Regions from separate parts of the Homo sapiens genome. Here region 1 is linked to region 2. Evidence: chromatin loops called from intact Hi-C (ENCODE). Cell type or tissue: dorsolateral prefrontal cortex. All regions are shown on one strand.

What was found. Peaks named below come from ENCODE experiments on the same cell type or tissue, not always from the same donor. Only the 100,000 strongest peaks of a DNase experiment are listed, where the experiment ranks them.
Region 1: it touches region 2 in a loop (2.3-fold over the local background); 3 of 110 quality-filtered maps call a loop at or near these places.

The regions. Positions count from the first base shown.
Region 1 is chr7:8,439,207-8,447,206 of GRCh38, forward strand. The region is part of intron 2 of NXPH1 (neurexophilin 1); the gene reads left to right. Among named protein-coding and RNA genes, the nearest start is that of NXPH1, 9.6 kb to the left of the region's middle. RefSeq lists an enhancer at 2,011-2,511 and a silencer at 3,690-3,869. In dorsolateral prefrontal cortex, no CTCF peak of the experiment used is centred here; DNase peaks (open chromatin) are centred at 3,795 and 4,829; H3K4me3 peaks cover 4,545 bases; H3K27ac peaks cover 1,279 bases; H3K27me3 peaks cover 7,496 bases.
Region 2 is chr7:8,701,860-8,709,859 of GRCh38, forward strand. The region is part of intron 2 of NXPH1 (neurexophilin 1); the gene reads left to right. Among named protein-coding and RNA genes, the nearest start is that of NXPH1, 270 kb to the left of the region's middle. In dorsolateral prefrontal cortex, no CTCF peak of the experiment used is centred here; no DNase peak of the experiment used is centred here.

The sequences.
Region 1 (8,000 bases), 260 kb before region 2:
AGGATGATAGCATTTTAACTTTATTGAAGCATATATTGAATCAGCTAGAAAAATATGGTTCCTTGCTCTGAAGAGTGGGGGTTCTAACTTGAATCAGCCTCATTGGATCAAGTAGAAGGATAGGCCAGGACACCAGGAAAGCATCTCCCACAGGGTGTGGCATTCTGTTTGGGGGCTCACCTGTGGTAACTCTCAGTTAGAGAGGTGAGTCTAATGAGCACTTTCTGAGCATGCTAATGAAAAAGCTACTCAGAAATTGAATCCAATGCATCCGACAAGGCATTGTATAAAGTTACTGTGACTAGTCACCCATCCACAGCTCTATTCTAATGAGAAGGGGTCCCACCATTTCTGCTAGGAATTAAATTGCTAATAATCAAGTTGCTTTTTAAATCAAAATAGGCATGAATTAAAAATCCTTTCTAAACTTGTGCCACATTATGAGCCATCTATTCTCTCAAATTTGGGATATCCTTAAAATGTGAATTCTACACCAATTGTTTAATAGAGTTTGGAGAGTAATTAATGTATCTATGGGACCACTACCTCTGCACTGTTAAAAGCTAGATCATTTGGGTGAAATCCACTCATTATGAAGATGGCTGTTAAGGTATATTGGAGCTGGGGGAAAAGCAGAGGGAGAGAGACCAGCAATGTCTTTTCTTTGGACTAGGTATGTGTGCTTCTCATTCTTTAAAAATTAAGCCAGCTGCACACTGAAAATTCTAATCAATTTGAGCTTATTACTGAAAATAAACAAAATAAAATAAATTTCCTGACAGTGGCTATTAAGTGTTCCCTATTAAGGCTAGTTCTTGGAGGCAGTACTAAAAGTTTCTCATTCCACTGCATTTCCTGACTCTTCTACTACAGACCAGCCTTTTAGATACATACGGGATTCAGACTAGATTTTTGGAAGGCCCTCTACCCCAGAAGCACAGCCTTAGAACTCATCAGTTTTAAGATGTATTCCTGAGCTCTGGGGGACACAGAAGTTGCTACTATTCTAGGCATTTCCCTGAAATGTTCAACTTTCCATTGACCAAGAAAGCAGCTCGCCCAAGTGTGTGGGAAGCACTTGGGTGGGACACTTTTCTGCCCCATTTCCAGAAGGATTATCTTGGTCTGAGGCCTTCTAGTGACAGCTTTAGAGAAGCTGACTTTAGTATTCGGAGAGAACCAGGATTGCTCCAACTTTCTCAGCGGTATTTTTTCGGAAAGCCATTAAATTCGTGGCTCCTCTGTGCGAAGTTGATTTCTATTTGGCTTTGAATTGTTGACGGCTATTTCTTCCTTAATGAAAGTGTTGTCTGGGTGAAAAATATATCAGGTGGCTGGGAAATTGGTTGATTTTTTTTTGAGATAGGTGCCCAGTGTCCTATTTTTCTATCTGAGGAAAGATTTTCTGCAGACTACAGAAATTGACAGCATTGTCCGGGTAATAACCGTCGTCGACAATATTTTCGAAAGGGCATTTGAGTGCCGAAAGCATTTGGATATTGCTTTTTCCAATAAGAAATTTTCTGCCCTGAGCTTCTTTGATTTTATAGGGGGTGGGGAGTTGACTAGGGGGGCGATGGGGAAGAAGGAGCCTCGCATTGGCAAAGAGATGCCTTCCCCATCCTCCCAGTCCTGGAATACCAAGGTGCTTGTCAGCTTCACCTGGAATTCCTGGATCTGAAGAGCCCTCAAATAATTCGGCTGCGAGTCAAAAGGGAATTTCAGGAATGAGGAATAACACTCTTCTTGCGCTCCTGTAAAGCAAGTGATGGAAGCTCTGAAAGTTTGCCTGCTCTCAAGTGGGAAGTTAGGAAGTGTGCGTTCTTTCTGATTTTTTTAAAAATAAAAAGTGTCTAGCTTTGATTCGATTCAGGAAAGCTCCTCTTGGGCAACCATTGTCCGTTAGGGGCTTCAGATCTCATTTTAAGACCTTAACAGTCCTCGCCGTTCTAATTAAGGAAAGGCAGGCGAGCCTGCCAGCCGAGAGCGGTTGGGTCAGCGGCTTCATGGTGCAGCCGAGTCTCAAAGCGGGTCTGCACTCTCGCCTCCCTCTGCATTCTCTTAGCCACTATTTGCCTGGTCCCGTCGCGTGTGTGCAGGAAGTTTCAGTCTTGATTTATCCACTAGTCAAGTTCCCGACCAGCTCTTTTTCTGGATGTCAGCACTAACCCCCTCCCGGAGCTTGGTAAACACAGCGCGCGCATTTTTCTGCCTCAGATTGGCATGTTGACGACTCTGCTTGAAGGAATGTGACAATAAAGTGGGAAACCAAAGCTTGGCAAGCACTTAATCAAGGATAAAAAGGTTCCGTTGTAAGGATGTCACTCAATTTATTGTGAAAGTCGAATGAATTACGTTTAATGAAAGTGCTCCCCAGATGAATATTACCAGCAATTTCCTGAGTTGGCTCTGTCAGCTCGAGATGAGGAAATGCCAACCCAGATCAGAAAAGAGCGCCCGTCTCAATTACTATGCAAGCTTTCCAAGAGCGGCTTTTTATTGAGATAATATATTTTGGCGGCTTCTTCAAACCCCTCCGCGCGCCCAAGAGCGCGTTTGCGCATTTTCCAAGTTTGCCCTGCCCTCGCGGGTTGGTGGCTGTTGTTTAAACTTCTGATGAGCGCGCTGCGTTTCTGCTACGGGATGAAAACCTAATTACCTCCTCTGCAAAGAGCTTTCCCTAGTATATTTTATTGATTGCGGAGGTGGGAGCCGGCAGGGGGTCTGTGGGGGTGGGCGGGGAGGGGATTCTCTTGCTCCGGTGCCCTCTGTTGCCGAAAGTTCCTTAGGCGTCTAGTCAGGGGTTCGGGGTGGTGGAAAGCGAGATGGCGTTGGGAGCCAGGGCGTTGGGACGGCACAAGCAGTGGGGTCCCAGGAGCAGCAAGACAGTAGCTCCTCTCGGGCCACGGCTTACGAAAAGCTTTCCTAGCTCCTTCTTCCTATAAATTAATGAGGGTATTTTACTCGTTCAAGCCGGAAATACGATGGGGAGGGGGAGACACAGGCCGCATCCAGAGCGCATCGCCTCATCTGCATGAGAATGGAGAACCGGGAGGCTTTTCTTGTACTGTTTCTTTCTCCCACAATAAGACAAATTGCTGCTTAGAAAAACTGAGTGTTTCCTTAGAAACTGGCTTGCGGGAGCTCTGCGCGTCCCCGCTGAACCTGCCTCTGGCCGCGCCTCGCCATCACCCCCGCCGCCCTAATGGATTCTGAAGCGAAGGATCCTAGCTGCCGCGGCTAAGGGCGCAGGGGGAGGCCGCGCGTCCTCGCCACACCGGAAGGAGAGGGCATCCGGCTCACACATCCCACCCTATGTCTTAGACCCCGTCCTCACACATTGACTTTAAAAGGCCATTTTCCTTCGTCTTCTACAAGAAGCAAGAAACTTTTTTCGACGTAGGCTTCATACCCTCCCTTCGGAAACTCAGTCCGCTGACCAAAGCCGCAGTGTTCAGGCCCCGGGGTTTCCCAGCCGTAGTGGCCGCCGCCACAGCTGCGCGCTTTATTGTCTGCTTTCAGTCGCAGGTGACCTCGAGCGATCTCGACAGGTTTATGGAAACACAGATGCAGCCCTCTCGCGTCCGGAGCCCAAGTCCCCATGCAAAAGCGCTGTTTCTGGGTAATTTTCGTCGACGCCACCAAGCTTCGGTGCTTTTGGGACAGCGGGCTGGATAGCGGCAGTTCTCGGGAGAATAGGCCGCGGGCTATAAGATTTGATCGCGGGCAGGCGGGCGTGGGGCACGCCAGGGCCGGGAGAGCGACTCTTCAGCACCACGGCCAGCGCCACAGGCTCCGCCCCGCCTGGTGCCAGCAGTAGGGCCTGCCTCCCCCGCTGCCGCTCCGGCTGGGTCCTTAAAGTCGAGTTAGCACTCTCGGTTTCCGCAGATACCTCCTCAAGGCCCGCTCGCGACTGTGACGACCCGCCTACCCCTTCCAGCTATTCGGGGGGCAGCTAGCTCCCGTCTCTAGGTCCCCAGCATGACCTGCGGTCAGAAACTCTTGCTTGCACCCCTCTCCATTACCACACTCAGTGGTTGCGGCGTCACGTGATCACCACGGAGATTTTGCGAATCCTTCTTTTCCCCAACTTCTCCCCCTACCCAGTCTCCCATTCTTTCACAGTTCATTAAATCTACCCCTCCCCCGAAACAGAAACGTGAAGGCTGTAACGAAGAGCTAGAAGTGTCTCTAGTAATGTAAAAGTCTCAACTGACAGACAAGGAAACTGAGGCAACCAACTTATTCGCAAGAGTAAAACCCTATGGGGAGAAGCGATTCCTGCCCCTCTTCCCCCGGCGAGGAACACGGCTGGAGCCACCCAGGCGCCTTCCAGGCTAAGGCGCCTTTAGCGGCGCGCAGGGGTGAGGGAGAGGGTGGGGAGAGTCCTAATTATTATGAATTTCTAAAGGCGCAGTAATTATTCACGGGGAGCAGGACAAACCATGGCTAGGCAGGGAAATCGATATATTTGCTATCGAAAGTTCCTGGCTCGCCTTTAATGCAGACGAATGGGGGATGCAGCCTCATTATTTTCCGTGGTTAGGCTCGCCAGCGTGGGGCCTGATGCAGCGTGAAATCTATCATCATTAGACCCGGGATGGAGCGGCGGGGGGGAGTTTCTCTTTACTTACCAAACCGCAACAACAAACAAACAACGACGAACAACCGCCCCCTACAAACACTCATTCTCACACAACGTTGCCCTACCTCCCTCGCCGCTTGCCCTGGCCGCTGTTGCACACTCCCCTGGGGGCTGTCTGCACGCCCTAGAGCAGACACTGCGGTCACTTAAAGTGCGCCCAGTTCCTCCACCGCAGCGGTCACACCGTTGATTTGATCCAGAAATAAGACGGATAGTACCGAGCGTTGGCGCTAGGGGTTGTCTATGTCAAAGGCGAAGGTTGGCTGGGAAGTTCTGTCCGTTTCTCTTGCCTTAGCATAGGAGTCAATCCTTTTCTTGTCACCCGATTCTGCAAATTCTCGCTGTATTAAAGGAGCAGAGATCTGGCATGTAGTGCTCCATTAACCCGTAGCATAAGTTAGCTCGGACATAAGGCAAGCCCTCGAGAAGGGAACGAATCAGAAGGTGAAAAGAGCGGTCGGAAGGTGAGGAAGAGAAGGTTTAGGCGCAACGCCTCGGAGGTATTCTCTGAGGCCCTGGCGAGATTTCGGCCTTTAGCTTAAGGGCCAGCCCGCTAGTTTTCTAGGACTGGGTATAGGCCCCGCCTCCACCCACCGAGGTCACTGAACTGCCCAGGGTCTTGCCTGCTGGATTACAAGCCTATTCCCATTTCTCCTCTCTTCCGCAGTCCACCCTCCCTGGCACAGTCTTTTTCACACTCAGAAGTTGCCTGATGCCCCCGATGGACAGCTGCTGGGATGAAACTTGTATTCCTGTACAGGTGTCTTCGCAGTTACCTGCAATACCATAGTACTTAGGGTTAACTGAGGTGTGTGTGTGTGGTGTGCATTTGTCAGTGCCTCGTCTTCATCGTCTTCATCTAGCTCGCCCCTCCCTTATAACAGTGAATCAATCGCTGCAAAGAAGATAGGATGTAGCAGTTTTAAAATAACCTAACTCCTCCTTCATTGCAGTAAAATGATCGCATTTATAATAACATTAATGAGAACAAAATTAAAAATTATGGCCTTCCAGGCATTAAAGTAATACTATCTGTCCTCTTCTCTTGGATTTTCTTTTCCTCAGAGCCCAGCCTTTTTATGGCATATTGTGATTACCTGAGTGTCTTTGTTTCCTTGTGGTCAGAGACAGCTAGCCAACACAATACTAGGACTGTATGATGTAGGGCATGATTTCCTCCCACCCTCTTCATTTTTAGAGGCTTTGTAATTAAACTCTGTGAGATATACGTAACTTACATCCAGTGGAGAGCTCTTTTATTTATATTTATGTAGCATGCTGAGAAAGGAAAATTAAGGAAGTGCTTATATTGAAGTAATAAGCCTGCTTTGATATTAACAGAATTGTCCTCTTAATTTACTTTTCTCAAGTCTAAAGGACTATCTCTCTGAGATCAGACCCCACAGTCAAGCCTCTTTAAAGAGAGGTCCCAATAAAGCGAAAAAGACATTTATTAGCTTGTACTAACTTAGAGGAACAAAAGGCCAGGCTTACCACTCACTGGAAATGTACACTATGGTAAAGTGCAGTATGATGCAGGAAGCTGAGCAGAAAGAGGTGACTGGAAACAGCTGCAGGGCCCTACATTTTTCTGCCTCCCTGCCTCTAACCCACCACAATGCATAAATTTACACATAGTGTAACGGGGCCTTCTAGAGCTAAGATGAAGATACAAATTGGCAGGAATTTTAATACAATTGAAAACCGCAGACTAAAAGAAAGAGGCACTTTCTTCTCTAAGAGGTTATTGGCACAAAAATTACGACAAAGATTTAGAGAAAATTTCCTGGTTTTAAAGAGCCTTTTTCATTTACAGATTACACATACACATATACACAAAGCAAAGCAAGGTTATATGTTTCTATGTATTCACCTCTTTAGAGGATTCCATGGAAAATAATTGTGGAGAATTCTTTTGTTTTCATATAAGTTGTTCCAACATGGGTTTGAAAGTACCATTTCCTTGGTAGGAATCTGATACCTGACATTGCACTGTTGTCCTGTTTATGTCAGTGTTTTCAGCTACAGAATGAAAGTAATTTTGGTAAAGAGGAACTACAATGGCATGATAGCTGAAATTTTAGTCATGCGCACTCCAACCTCTTCAACTGAACTTTAGAAAATGATTCTTCTCCTTGTAACCTTGTAGCTGGATGTTATTAGAGGCCCATAGGTATATAAAACAGCTTATATAAAATTAATGGACTGCTTTACATTCACAATCTCTTACTTGTGAAGCCCTTGTAAAATATTGCATCTACTTAAAATAGGAAGAATATAAAGTTAGGTTTGGTGTGCAATCAATAGTTGTAAATGGTTCAGTGAAATATTTGATTGTTTTGAGTGAGTTTGACAATGTAATGGAAATTTATTGTCTGTCTTAGTGCAGTGATATGAACACTGGTATGCTAATCATGGGTTGTCCCTTCTTTTATGTACTTGACGTGTTTTGAAAGTGATTGTAAGAGTCCAAGGTAACATCTAAGTACATAATCAAAATTTTAGGAATGATGCATTTTCTTAACTTACCAGATACAAAGAAATTTATGGGTCACAAAGAAGTCATGGCTAAGAAAGAAAAAGGCCTGTCTAACATTGCTTTATTATTTTGCTTAAAATAATCAACAATATATGAGTTATGTATTGTTGATATTCTGTATGCATTTTTGAATAAGTAAAGGAATAGAGGTTTTGATTTTAGCATCAAACATAATAAAAATGAGGCTTTTTGAATGTAGTTAAATCATTAAAACCAAATCTCTTCCTGTTTTCCACAGGCACAATTTGAGGTCCTTATTTTTTTCTTCCTCCAAACAGAAATTAAAACTACATTTTCTCATTTATTCTGTTACATAGTGTATAGATCTCTAAGAAATGCCATAAATTCCACTATGATTTCCTTTTTTCCTCACTGTATATTTATATTGGGGGAATGAAGCATTTTTTTTTTCTTACCTTCCTGGACTGAGAATTATACACGGTTAAAAATCATGGTGACATTTTAAAAAGCTGTTCCCCTCCCCATTTCATTCCAATGATAACTAGAATAGTAATATTCTTTTTTTTTTTTCTTATAAGAATGACCACTGCACTATCCTGTTAACATCTCCTCTAAATCAGAAACAGTGCCGTGACTTATCAACTGGCTAGATGCACTGCTGATGCTGCCCAATACTTGATGGAAAACTCTTAAAAGCATAAGCTGGGCTATATGAGACCTGTTATATTTTCTGTTTGAGAAATTTTAAGTGAAAATTCCGTAATTAATCCTAAGTTTAATTCTAAAGCCTGTTTGCAGAATGATGAGTTGTGATTTGTTGTTGGAACAGCTGTGGTGTTAGTAATAGAGCTGTCT
Region 2 (8,000 bases):
GTCTGGAATGAACCTCTGAATCTTTGTGGGTGATTATCTAAAAGTCTCTGATAAGCATCTAGAACAGTCTTCCTTATTTAATTCTGTGGTTTCCTAACTTGCAAATTTATTGAATAAAATGTACCAATTTATCTGTTAACTATTTGCTTCCCAAATAATTATTCATGATCCCAATTAAAGAAAAAAAAAAAAGCCCTCCGTATTCTAACTTTTGTTGTCTGTGTTATGTTGATTTAGTTTTAATCAATGAATTAATTATTTCTATAGGCAATAGTTAAATTTTCAAATTCAGCTTTTTCTGGTGCTTTTTGGTATCTCAAAGATTAGAATGGCAAGAAGATCAGGTCATGTAGAAATAGTACATGGCTCTATCACCTCAAACTTTTATGCAAATTATCCTAGCTGGATCATTACATATTGCATACATGTATTGAAACATCACACTGTACCCCATAAATATGTACAATGATTGTGTAAATAATAAAATAAAACTTAAAAAAATTATGTGTTATGTTTCACTTATTCAAACCCGATATTTATTTGAGGAATTAGCTAAGCTTCTGATGTCCTATCATTCCCCATGCTCTGTCCTTGGATTCACATTACTGCTTGTTAGCATATCCATGGGAGGCTAGTCATGGGCCTTACTGAACTATTATATATGTGCCTTACATAGACTGGTTGGATGGGAAAGAATATAAAACCATCTAAATAAAGATTTTAAGATTATCTATGAGTTTCATTCTTCTATTATTTTCCTGGCTCCATTTAGTGTGGACAATAATGGTGAGACAAACTTATAATTATATAGTTCTTTATACTTATTTAAAGTGCTTTCACCTACATTATGCCTCCTGCTAGGAAGGCATAGGTGGTACTGTTACAGAGATTTTTCAAGTGAAATGGATGCTCAGGAAAATGAAATTACTTTCTAAAACTCTTACAGTTAGAGATGTGATAAGAGTAAAACTTAGTTCCTGACTCCATGAAACTTTTCTGATTTTTTCTTCATATAAAATATGTGCTCATTATCCAACTATTGCCTCTGGGCTCTAAAACTACCCTTCCATACTCTGATCTGTGGTACAGGGATAGGATTTGCAGGGTCCTGCTCTCCTTCATTAGATGGCCTCCTGTTAGTTTCTGCCAATAGAGGGCACATGAGGAGGCTAGACATTGCTGGAGGAAGAGAGGGATTTTACCTCTCCCTTTTTGCTGCTGTTTCTGTCAGCATATCCCTAGTAATTGAAGTTGAATGGAAACTTATCTTGGCCTTCCCCAAATCAGCCTCATCATACTTCCTTAGAGCTACCAGCATCCACAAAGCAGTGCCTCTTCTCAGAGGTTCAAGTCCCAGCCCCTCCTGTGAACTTCTAGATTCTGATCGCTACCACACCTCTCATATTTCTCAATACTTAGTCATGGTAGCTGCTTTCTGCAATTATTACGTCTGTGCTACTTTAGTGTTCCATTCATGCTTTCTCAGTCCCCTAATTTAATACCTGTGAAATCACTTCCCTAAGTTATATGCACGCTATTGAAATACCTGGTTTGGTTTTTGTTTTCCTGAAAAAATCCTGCATAATGGTATGCTTGTTATCAGGAGTAGTCACAGAAAATATACTCTGGGATTAGGTGATATTCTGGGGTTGGTTTGGTTATGTATTTGTCTTTGTCTTGGAAGCAGTACTGATTTTTTTTTGCTTATAGTATGCAGTGGCGCTCAATTAAATTATTATCTATGGTTGATTGAAATGAAGTGTCTGCTGAAGCAAGTTGTTGGAGGGATTAAATGGGTGGGATAGCTTTTTATGACTTCACTGAGGAGCTTTCGAAAAAGAAAAGGGCAAACTCCTTTCTTTAAACCCTTGTTTCAAATCACTGTTAGATAATCAGAGAGCTTTCATAGCATCCCTGAAAGATTTTATTCCTTATTATTGCGGGCCAACCCACTAGAAAGAGACATAAAATTACACCACCCTCCCTTTGTTCAATTATTTCACCTGGGGAACTTGCAGTACAAAGGGATGTTTTTGTTTCCAAACCCCTTCCTATTACTTCCAGACCCAGAACTAGAATCAGATATCAGAATACTCCAGAGGAAGAATGAAGTCTGACCCAGGATAAGATAACTTATATTCTAGAATGAATGAAAAATTTTGCTAATTTATATCAAAAGTTTCAAGGGTTTTAGACTAAGGAGGAGATATGTAATGATATATATATAGCATAAGGTTAAACTTACTGCTATGGTTAAATTGGCAGAAATTTGTGATTTCATGTTTTAGTTTGTTTAGTATTTTAGTTCCAGCTCTCTGCTGAAAGTGGTTGTAAAAATTTATCTGGTTAGTAACTGAAACTTTGACTCAGTGGTAGCCTAAATTCAATGAGGTTGAAATCCTAGAACTTCTGTGGCATACTATGAAGGAAGGAATAAAAGAGCATATGGAGGTAGGTAGGTATTTTGGAGTAGATTTATTCCATGTGTCTTGCACAATCGATTCTCTCCATGCCATCACCACCACACGAGACACTGTATTCTCAGAGAGATCCCAAAGGACATTCTTTTAACTTAAGCATTGAGAAATACATTGACAAATAGAATGCCCCAGAAGTCACTCTCTTCTATAAGCCAGAGATGATGGTGGGAGATGCTGCCAATGAGATAGCTTCCTGAATTCACTGGGGTTTCTGGAATTCTACAGGGGCAAGGTAATTCCAAGTGGTAATGCCTAGCCTTTAGAATTAAGGGGAGACCATTAGTAGAAGGCAGGAGTAGCCAATTAGCATGGAGCATTTTTATTATCTGCATGGATTTTTTGGTTATAGATAATTATGGTATTCATAAAAGCAAATATATAAACACTTTTCTAAAATATCACTTAATCTGTAAAAAAAAAAAGATAAAATTGTAGGTCTGGTGGCCAGGAACTTGACTTGCATCACCACAGTGAAGGGTCCTGGCCTCTCACTGAGTTCGTAGGTTAAGTCAGCTTTCAGAACTGGAGGCAAAATCCTCCTAAAGGTGAATCCTAAAGTACTTTCACAAGTATATATAAAATCTTCCTTCAAGTTCTGCCCAAAAGGACCTGCAACCACTAACTAGGGTGACTATGCACTTGGGAGAGAGAAATGCCCAAAATATATAGGGATTAGTAAATGTTGTGTCTAAATTTATACTAATTCATGGACCCAAAATGCTACTGCAGTCCACTAGTCAAAGTGGAGATTGTGCTTGTCCTGACACAGAGCCAGGACTAGGGTAAAGCAAGCCAGGCATGTAGGGCATACAAAATTGTAGACTGCACTCACAGGTTTATGCAAGTGCTGAGTCTTCCTGAAGTCTCAATCCTGAATTAACAAATGGAGTTTTGCACACAGTTTATCCCCTTAGTGGGTCCATGGACCCATATTGAAATTACTTCTCTGGCATCTGTGTGAATAATTGCAACACACTCAAACGGCAACTGTCAGGTTCCATACATTTATCCCTGATTCATGAAGTGAAAGTTTTTCTGGCAGGATGGGACATGGGTAAACTTCTGGAACTTTTCATCCCTGCCAGGACGGTGAACCTAAAGTAGTACTGCAACCCTAGAGAAACTGCAGATTAGTGCCACCACCAAAAGCTTGAAATATGCAGGGGTGGTGGTTTCCATTATGTCCTCATTTTATTTCCTTGGTCGTATTTTGAAGAAGATATATGTATCTTAAAGAATTACTGTGGATTATCTTAAATGTAATCAGGCATTGATTCCAGTTGCAGCTGTGGTCCCATATGCGGTTTCTTTATTGAAGCAAATCAACGTAGCCCTTTGGACGTGGTGCACAGTAATTGATCTGGGCAATAGTTTTGTCTCTATGACTATTGCAAAGATCACCAGCAGCAGTGTGCTTTTACCTAGCAAGATCATCAGTGTATCTTTAAAGTCTTACCTCAGGGCTATGTCAACATTTCTCTCTGCCATAATTCAGTCCTCAAAGATTATGGTGGCACAAATCTTGGTTAGCTTATTTGGCTTTGGGGGACAACATAAACCACATTTCTTTGTTGCTCCACTGTGTCTACTGAGTAACTGAAAAGGCATCTCATAGAAGGAAAAGCCTCTGCAGCTAGTAACACTGCAGTGCAAACTACTCTTCTACATAGGCCTAGTGTCCCAGTAGACATAATAATATTTGATGTATCTGGAAATGGAGATACTTGTGGAACTTCTTAAAAACCCTTATAGGAGAATTAGGGTTATAGTCTCTATGGTTTGGAGAAAAGCTATGTCAACTTCTGCAGTTAACTAACCTCTTTTCAAAAAATGGTTCCTGCAAAGCTATCAGGCCTTGGTAGCATTGGAATACCCGAACATGGATCATCAAGTAACCGTGCAATTTTAGCTGCCATCATAAACTATTTGATTGGGCATGTGTGCAACAATTTATCATGTGTGGAAGAATATGTTAGAGACCAGGCTTAAGCAGATTCAGAAGGCACAAGCAGGTGTCTCAAACTTTTACTACATATAATCCTTCTGCATTACCTCTCCTCCCTCAATGCATAACTAAGCCCTCATGGGGGAATTTCTTAGGAATAGTTGAGTGCCAAGAGAAAAACTCGATTGAGGTACTTGAGTGATCCGTTTGAAATGGTCAGAGTGTGAAGATGTTGCATTCTATGTAAATGTTCAACAAAGGCACTGCCAGAGAACAGGCTCAGAACAACCATGTGGAATAGAAGACCCATCCTCTGGTTGTCAGTTGGCCTCTCTCCTCAGCCATTCTCATTCCGACTCAATGGGTTCATGGTCATGGTGGCCATGGAAGCAAAACTAGACACTATTCCTGGGCTCAACAACACGAATATTCCCTTACCAAGACTGGTCCAATTGCTGCCAGTCCTGAGTGACTAATCTGACAGTTGTAGAGGCTAAGGCTGTGTCCTCTGTGGGTACCCCATTGAAGAGGGAGGAGGAGTCCCTCTTAGGAGCAGATTGACTGTATTAGACAGATTTGTTTTCATTGTCTAAAAAATGTTTTTGAGATGCAGAATGGTGAGAGTGAGAAGGGGGTGAGTGATGAGAAATTAATGGGTACAATATATATTTTTCACACGATGAATACACGAAAATTGCAGACTTCACCAGTACACAATATATCCATGTAACAAAATTGCACATGTGCTCCATAAATTTATAGAAATTAAAAAACAAAAATATTTTAATATGTTTTAATGATTATTGACTATATTAGTTTGACTTTTACTATTTAAGCTAGAAACCTGTATCCTTGACTTCCATCTTTAATTTGCTCTCTAGCACTTCACACTCACTCCACCCAATATTTCTTATAATTACAAGGAATTTATTTGGCATTTGTAAACACATTATGCTTTTTAAGCTTCTAGCAGGCCCAGCTTTTCTATTCTACCTGGCCAAAATAATATTCAGTATTCAAGACCCATCTTAAATATCACATCCTTTAATTCCTGACAACATTTCCTATGTATTTACAGCATAATATTTCTCAGGCTATTATTAAGACATGTTATAAGTGCATGTTTACCCCATCTAAATAGTATGTTCCACAAGGAGTTGCCAATGCTATTATTGCATCCTGTCCTTCTGCTTCCAACTCAATGACTATTATATTGTTGGTTCTCAGTATGTATTAATGAGTGAATGGAATATGGTGCTTTCCACTTTGTTTCTGCTTTTACCATTACATTGAATGGCAATGAGTATATATATATATACTCATCATCTCATACAGATCCATCAGGATCTGTAGGTCAGTTTGAATAATGATAGTAAAGCAGTAAGACATATGAGAGATGAGCATTGGTCTAATATTCAAAGGCCTAACTCTAGGATTTGCTAGCTGTGTGACCTTGAGAAAGTCACTTAACCTCCCTGAGCTTTGATTTCTTCTCTTCTAAAACTAGGCCTCTTTTAACTTTGTAATTCTACTGCTTAATTACTCACTTCAAAAAAAGAAATAAATTGTATTATTGGAACAATTAACTTTTAGAATTTCCCTTTCTTATTCTTTATTTTCATATAGTTTAATTACTTAAATAATGCAGATAAAAGCTTTTTTTTCTTTTGAAAATGATCAATGCTTAAAACTTTGCTAGGATACAAAACATAAATCTTTAAATAATTTAATATGCACTCATATATATGAATATGCAAATTTTAAATGGAATTAATTTGAAGCTGAAAATATTTATAACATGCTGTTACAAAGGATTCATCCTACATTTGGAATCACTATAGTGACAAAGAGCCAAATCATGGTCTATAAAGAATTCTTAATTCTTTTCTTCACTCAGAAAAATGATCAAACATGAGGAACCTGATGTCTGTTAGTTAATTCATTCAACTGACATGAAGGAAGATATGTTTTTCCCCCTTTGCTTATCTAGGTGTTCTAAATTTTGTCATTCGGTCAAAATAGATTAAGAGATATGTGTACCTAGAATGCATGTTTTTCTTTTCTTTTTTATTTTTTTAAATTTTTTTGGTTTTGAGATGGAGTTTTGCTCTTGTTGCTCAGGCTACAGTACAATGGCACGATCTCAGCTCACTGCAACCTCATCCTCCTGGGTTCAAGTGATTCTCTTGCCTTAGCCTCCCGTGTAGCTGGGATTACAGGCACCTGCCACCATGCCTGGCTAATTTTTTGTATTTTTAGTAGAGATGGGGTTTCATCATGTTGGTCAGGCTGGTCTGTAACTCCTGATCTCAGGTGATTTGCCTGCCTCGGCCTCCCAAAATGCTGGGATTACAGGTGTGAGCCACCATGCCTGCCTAGAATATGTGTTTCTCTATATCCACCCCATACAATTTTTTTTTTACAGAATTGCATTTACTGAATTGGTGGTATGCTATTATCATACTATGAAGAATGCTATAAGGAAATTATGAAATTCACTTTTGATGGATTGTTAGCAAGAACATCCTTGATATTCTCTATATCTTGCTACTCAACATGTGTTCCATGACGAGCAATGCCGACAATACCCAAGAGCTTATTAAAAATTCAGAGCCACAGGCCCTACCTGTAGATGAACTGAGTCAGAATCTGCATTTTAACCAGAGGCTGAGGTGATCCATATGCACACTGAAGTGAGAGAAGCACTGGACACCATGACCAAATAGTGTCCTTTTTATGAGATTCCTCATAAAATTGGCTTATGATAAAGTTTATTTATCTTAAAATAGTAATTATATGATATGACAGTATACATAATTAAGAAAAAAACTGTGCTTCTCCAAATAAGAGTATTTGTTATTGTTTTCAATCTTTTGAACACTGTTGATTGTTGGTTGATCTCATTTCCCTATCTGCTTTGGCAGTGTGTGCTACCACTTTTGAGTACTGTATGGTAGTCCTCTTTGAAAGTACTTTTCTTACCCTTTTATTTGTTGATTTGTATGTCATTCACATGCTCCCTTTGCCTTGATACCTTCAGTTTTTAAAATTGTTAAATGGTGTATTAGGTGCTTTGAATTCTTGGTGGGATGAGTATAAAGAAATAAAACCAAAATAAAGAGCCTAAATATTTCCAGGATTTGTTATATAACTTGAGCATTGCAAACCTACTCTTTCCTCTTTGCCACCTACCTCTCTGTAACATCATAATTAATGTTCATTATGAAGATTTTTGAGGCACTCTGGGGGTTACAGTTATCAGAGAAGTATTAATTATACTCAGCACACTATACTGTACTTACTGAGCCAGAAACATGGACTAATATGTTTTATAAAGAATTTAAACAAGGGTGGAAAACCCAAAAGATTTCTGACTAAATCAGAACATTCACTTCAATTAAAACATTCCATTTTATGAGAACACTGGTGAATATGAGTCTGTTAAGTCTTTATAGATAAATTATTTTTCTAGTCCTTTTTTAAAACCAAAGTACAATGATTTTCTAAGAATCTAGAAATTATTTACATCAAATTTGTACTGTTAAAACAAGTTTCAGGTAAATTCTGAGCTAATG